Regions from separate parts of the Homo sapiens genome. Here region 1 is linked to region 2. Evidence: chromatin loops called from intact Hi-C (ENCODE). Cell type or tissue: PC-9. All regions are shown on one strand. Each heading gives the region's core, and the rest is flanking DNA. Links, peaks and the distances in the headings are about the cores only.

Region 1 (2,917 bases), core at 100-2,599, 61 kb after region 2:
GAGATACACCCACAACTACATAGATAAGGGGGAGTTGTGCAGACAGCTTTTCAAATAAGAGAAGTTACTCAAACAGCTACAGAGGTGAGAGGAGTTTCTTATAAAAGTTTTTGAATTCAGCTGTAAAAACAGCAACTCACTTGGGGTTCCCTTTCCACTGCAGAGAGCTTTCTTTTTTCACTCATTAAACTTTCACTGCAACCTCACCCTTTGCATCCACATTCCTTAACTTTCTCAGTCATGAGGCAATGAACTAGGATAACACCTTAGATAATGAGACCAGTGACCCTGACCTGTTTGACTATCACAAAAGTTGTAAGATAGTGTTTTTCAAACTATGGGTCATGAGCCTAAATTAATAGGTTGTGAAATCAATTTAGTGTGTTGTGATCAGCATTTAAAAAAAAAGAAATAAAAATTTAAAAATACATACTGGAACTGGCCAGGCGTGGTGGCTCACGCCTATAATCCCAGCACTTTGGGAGGCTGAGGTGGGTGGATCACTTTAGGTCAGGAGTTTGAGGCCAGCCTGGCCAACATGGTGAAACCCCATCTCCACTAAAAATACAAAAATTAGCCAGGCGTGGCGGTGGGCACCTGTAATCCCAGCTACTCAGGAGACTGAGGCAAGAGAATTGCTTGAACCTAGGAGGCGGAGGTTGTAGTGAGCTGAGATTGCACCACTGAAATCCAGCCTGGGCAACAGAGTGAGACTCCATCTCAAAAAAAAAAAAAAAAAAAAATTACTGGGACCTATGCTATATAAGGGTAAATACTGTCTTGCAAACTTTATTCAAGTTTATATGTACGTATATATTTGATATGCATATTCATATGAATGTATAATACATTCAGATGTATTTCTTACAATGGAAAGTGGTCAAAATGTTTGAAGAACATGACCTAAGGGGAAGATGATGAGGGTCTAAAAAGTTGTAACTCCTGGAAATGGAAAAGCAACACTTTATTTGAGAGCTCCTTCAAAGAGTAGAGTTAACAGGATTTAGTGATAAATTTGCATATAGGGCTTGAAGAGAGACTGTGGTAGGCTAAACAATGGCTCCCCCAAAGATACTTACATTCTAATGCCTGGAACCTGTGAACGTTACCTTATATGGCAAAAAAAAAAAAAAAAAAAGTACTTTGCAGATATGATTAAGGATCTTGAGAGACAGGGAGATTATCCTCAAGATCAGGGTGTGCCCTAATGCAATCACATGTATCCTCATAAGAGGGAGGCAGACAGAGATTTGACACAGAAGGAGAAGCCAGTGTGACTACTGGCAGAGACTGGAGTGATGAGTCACAAGCCAAGGAATGCAGCAGCCACCAGAAGCTGGAAGAGGCTAGAAAAAGATTCTCCTCCAGCCTCCAGAGGGAGCATGGCTTGATTTTCACCAGATGAAACTGATTTCAGACTTCTGGTCTCCAGAACCATAAGAGAATATATATCCATCATTTTAAGCCATCAAGTTACAGCAGCCGTAGGAAACTAATACAGAGTCAGAGGCCTTGGCAACTGGGAGGGAGGCAATGTCATTAACGAGGATAAGGAGCACAGGAAAAACAGGGATGATGAATTAAAATTTAAATATAACAAGTTTGAAATACAGACAATACAAATCTGAACAAAGAAATACACAATTAAAAATCTGATATTCTATTTAAGACATCTCAATTCTAACTCTATAAAAGCTTTTAAATGTCTTTAAAACGTTCAGAGCTCATGCTATCTCTATTTTTCTTTGGATAATCAAACTTAAGACATAGTTTATGTATTCTATTATCTGACAACAAGTATGGCTAAAACAGGTGCCAGCTTCTGGAATTACATATTGTCTCCGGAATGTTTATTAAAATAACTAGGAAATCCATGAACCATCTGTTACTGTGAATCACTTACTTAAGCCATTCAGGTTGGCAATTTTTTCAATGCAGTTTGTAGACAGTGAAAGCTTCCTTTAAAAGAACAAAGAAAAAATTTAATGTGAAAAATGTAAATGGTAAATCAGAAATTATTCCTTAACACTAGTGCCCATAAAAGATAATATTTAAGTAATATTTTCCCCACTCAATCATAGCATTTATTACTTCATTTTGAAATCATTGTTTTTCTCTGATTACCTAAGTTTAACACTCATTAAAAATTTGAAAAAATCTTCTTGAGGGCAATATGGTATTAACAATTTTTTTTTCTTCTTAAGACAGAGTCTCACTCTGCCACCCAAGCTGGAGTGCAGTGGCACCATTTCAGTTCACTGCAACTTCCACCTCCCCGGTTCAAGCAATTCTCCTGCCTCAGCCACCCAAGTAGCTGGGATTACAGGTGCCTGCTACCATGCCTGGCTAATTTTTGTATTTTCAGTGGAGACAGGGTTTCACCATGTTGGCCAAGCTGGTCTTGAACTCCTGACCTCAAGTGATCCACTTGCTTCGGCCTCCCAAAGTGCTGGGATTAGAGGTGTGAGCCACCACACCTGGCCCTGGTATTATGAAATTTTTTAATGCATACATTTCTTGACCAAGTTTTTCACTTCTAGAAATACATCCTACTGAAATATTAATATAAATGCCAAAAGATATATGAACTAGATTATATGTATTACTGGAATAGCAGAAAAATTGAAAAAATCTATAAACACCTGTTAACTTAGGAACAGATAGTGAAATACTAAGCTGCCACTAAAACAAAGGAGATAGGGCTACAGATACCGACTTGGGAAGATGTCTATGATACATAGTTTAAAAACCATCTAGCAGAACAATATATATATTTTTTTTTTAGACAGAGTCTCGCTCTGTGGCCCAGGCTGGAGTGCAGTGGCATGATCTCAGTTCACTGCGACCTCCGCCTCCCAGGTTCAAGCGATTTTCATGCCTCCGCCACCCAAGTAGCTGGGATTATGAGTGTGCGAGT
Region 2 (2,917 bases), core at 246-2,745:
TACAAGAAGGATTTCTTCCTGGTGCAGAAGCTGGTGAGCTGGGCTCTGTTTCAGGGCAAATGAGGGCCAGGAGCTGCCTGTGTGACTTTGGGGCTCCCTCTGCCAGTGACCAATCCCTCTTAAAAAGCAGTCAGGTCAATGCTACTGAGTAGCCTCAGAGAGAATTTCCTAAACAATACAAGAAAGAGAAAGATAGGTCTCTTTTCCCTTTTGGTTCTAAGCATCCTTTCCTCACTTCAGGGTAGGGTGGCCAAGCTCTGGGGTCTCAATCCAGAAGGAGGCCTAAGTGGGCATCAGACTTAAAATAGGCAGGAGGAAGATGCGGAGGAGGGTGGCAAGTAGAGGTGAGCCATTCCCCAGAGGAAGATGCAGGGGGAGGGCACCCTGGGGTGAAGGCCACTGAGAGCCAGCAAGTGCCTGCGGAGCTGACCTGGGGGCCTCTGCCCACTTCCTTTGACCCAGAGTTGCCTTCCAGTAACTCAGCTGTTCAAGCCCACATTCCCTAGATTTATCTTGTCCTCTCTCCATATTCTTCTGGAAAAGCAGATGCTTTGCTAATCCAAGGAATTGCATCTTTCCAGCCCTGTCTCACAAAATCTGGGCTGTGGGGAGAGAGAATTGTGTGGACTGCCAAGGGAAAAGAGTTTTTAAAAAGAGCATGCCCTTTCCTCTTGGGATTGTAGATTGTATTGGGAACAGCCCTGGGGACTAGACAAAGTGCTGATGATGAATTCCCCTACAAGGGCCCTGTTGTGAGGAGTCCTTTGCTGTGTTTTAGTAACACGCTATTCCCTGATTGGGCAATACTGACGGGAAGTACACGCCCGTGAAATTCACGGAGGCGCCCCTAATGCCTAATGAAATGAGCAGACCTTTAGTCAGTCAAACAAAGGGTCAGAGAGAATTGACAGTAAATGTGTAAATGGCCTAATTAATACATGTGTGACTTGGCCATTTCTGTGAGATGAAACATGTCTGTTTCCTCCTCAGACACAAAGGGCCCACACTGACCCCTGGCCTCTCTGGACAGGAGCTCCCAGCCCAGCGGTGGCTGAGCAATGTGCGAGCCTGTGTGGTGGTGTCAGAGGAAACAGCCTCTGGGTGTGGGAAAGTTGCCCAAAAACTAAACCCAGTGGCCAAATAGATTTATGCAATGGGAGAGCTAGAATTTCAGAGCTTGAGAGGCAGGTCCCTGGAGATCATCTAGTCTTACTTAACCCCATTTGCTATTTACACATGAAAAAACTGAAATTAGAAAAGTGAGTGACTTGCCTAAGCTCGAATAGCTGTGTGGTAGCAGAGTCAGGAGGAAGACTTAGGCCTTTCGCTTCCTCCTCAGGTTTTCCAGGGCTTTCTTGTGAGTTTCCCTTGAGTTCCTCCCCCGACAGGGGACACTGTGACATTTCTGTATGCTCACTTCTCAGCCACTGCTCCCTGGAGAGAAATGAAATTGTTTGCCTGGATTAATGAAAAGCGTCTGTGTTGCCAGGTCAGGGCTGGCTTTGGATGTAGATGGTGCCCAGACCTTTTCCCTCAACTTTTCAGTTTGAAAAATTTCAAACTTAGAGGAAAATGGAAAGAACAGTAGAATGAACACCCATCCACCCCGGACTTAGATTTAGCAATCGTTAACATTGGCTATATTTGCTTTCTCTTTCTCTATGTCTAAACATAGACACACACATATACAGCTCTCTCTTGTTCTCTGATTCAGCTAATCATTAAAAGTAAGTTACAGTCATCCTGTCACATGACTAAAACCTTTCAGCACGTATCTCCTAAAAACCAAGATATTCTACAAAACCACAGTACCATTAGCACGCCCACGAAATTTAACCTGATAAAATAATTCAGGCCAGGCGAGGTAGCTCACGCCTGTGATTCCAGCACTTTGGGAGGCAGAGGCAGACGGATCACTCCTGAGGCCAGGAGTTTGAGACCAGGCTGGCCAACATGGCAAAACCCCATGTCTACTAAAAATATTTAAAAAAAACTAGCTGGTTGTGGTGGCACACACCTGTAATCCCAGCTACTCAGGAAGCTGAGGCACGAGAATTATTTGAACCTGGGAGGCGGAGGTTGCAGTGAGCCAAAATCGCGTCACTGCACTCCAGCCTGAGTGACAGAGCGAGACTCTGTCTCCAAAAAAAAGAAAAAAAAATACAGTAATGCCCTCTGATATGCAATCCATATTGCCATCTCCCGAGTGGTTCCGACATTGTCCTTTATAGCTTTTTTTATTTATTTACTTATTTTAAATAGTGCTGAAGCATTGATTAATTGATCAGTGGTTTGTTGCAGAGCAGGCATTGGAAAAATGCTTGTATTGCCTGGGTTGGCTGGGTTTCATTTTGGCTTGAAGTTAAGGGAAAGATGCAGGGACGAGAAAGGCTGGATTCTCCACAGGCAGATGAGCCAAACCAGAGGGTTCTGACCTCAGTTTTGACTTCAAACCAGATCCAGACCAAGACCGTGGCCCAGTGCGTGGAGTTCTACTACACCTACAAGAAGCAGGTGAAAATCGGCCGCAATGGGACTCTAACCTTTGGGGATGTGGATACGAGCGATGAGAAGTCGGCCCAGGAAGAGGTTGAAGTGGATATTAAGGTGACTCCTTTTCCAACCTCAGCTGCATAGAGCCTGGGCTGGGTCTGGGACCAGGCCTGAGCTGGGAGCCCGAGCCCGAGCTCTCCAGGAGCCTGCAGAGGGCAGGTTGAGGAAGACAGTGTCCCTGACAGCCGCAAGGAGCCCTGGACCGCTGGGTTCTCCTCTCTATACTGCTGGTGTCATAGTAATAATACATTGTGTTGATACACAGGGTAATTTTCCCACAAGATTCACACCAGCATCATCTTCCTATCTCCGCTTAGCAGACCTCTAACACTGTTTCTCAAACCTCAGTCATTCTTGTATCACC

The links. Hi-C counts contacts between places; a loop is a spot of excess contacts. Peaks named below come from ENCODE experiments on the same cell type or tissue, not always from the same donor. Only the 100,000 strongest peaks of a DNase experiment are listed, where the experiment ranks them.
Region 1: it touches region 2 in a loop (6-fold over the local background); 6 of 110 quality-filtered maps call a loop at or near these places.

The regions. Positions count from the first base shown.
Region 1 is chr14:73,661,029-73,663,945 of GRCh38, reverse strand. DNAL1 (dynein axonemal light chain 1) reads right to left here. Exons shown (of 8, transcript NM_031427.4): 4 at 1,904-1,959. Among named protein-coding and RNA genes, the nearest start is that of DNAL1, 18 kb to the right of the region's middle. RefSeq lists a silencer at 1-120. In PC-9, for the core only: a CTCF peak has its summit at 1,389 (motif pointing right); a DNase peak (open chromatin) is centred at 1,295; H3K27ac peaks cover 1,101 bases.
Region 2 is chr14:73,722,388-73,725,304 of GRCh38, reverse strand. It overlaps MIDEAS (mitotic deacetylase associated SANT domain protein), which reads left to right. Exons shown (of 13, transcript NM_001367710.1): 9 at 1-33; 10 at 2,458-2,607. Among named protein-coding and RNA genes, the nearest start is that of PNMA1, 9.5 kb to the right of the region's middle. RefSeq lists an enhancer at 297-1,496. In PC-9, for the core only: a CTCF peak has its summit at 1,355; a DNase peak (open chromatin) is centred at 1,124; H3K4me3 peaks cover 1,110 bases; H3K27ac peaks cover 2,500 bases.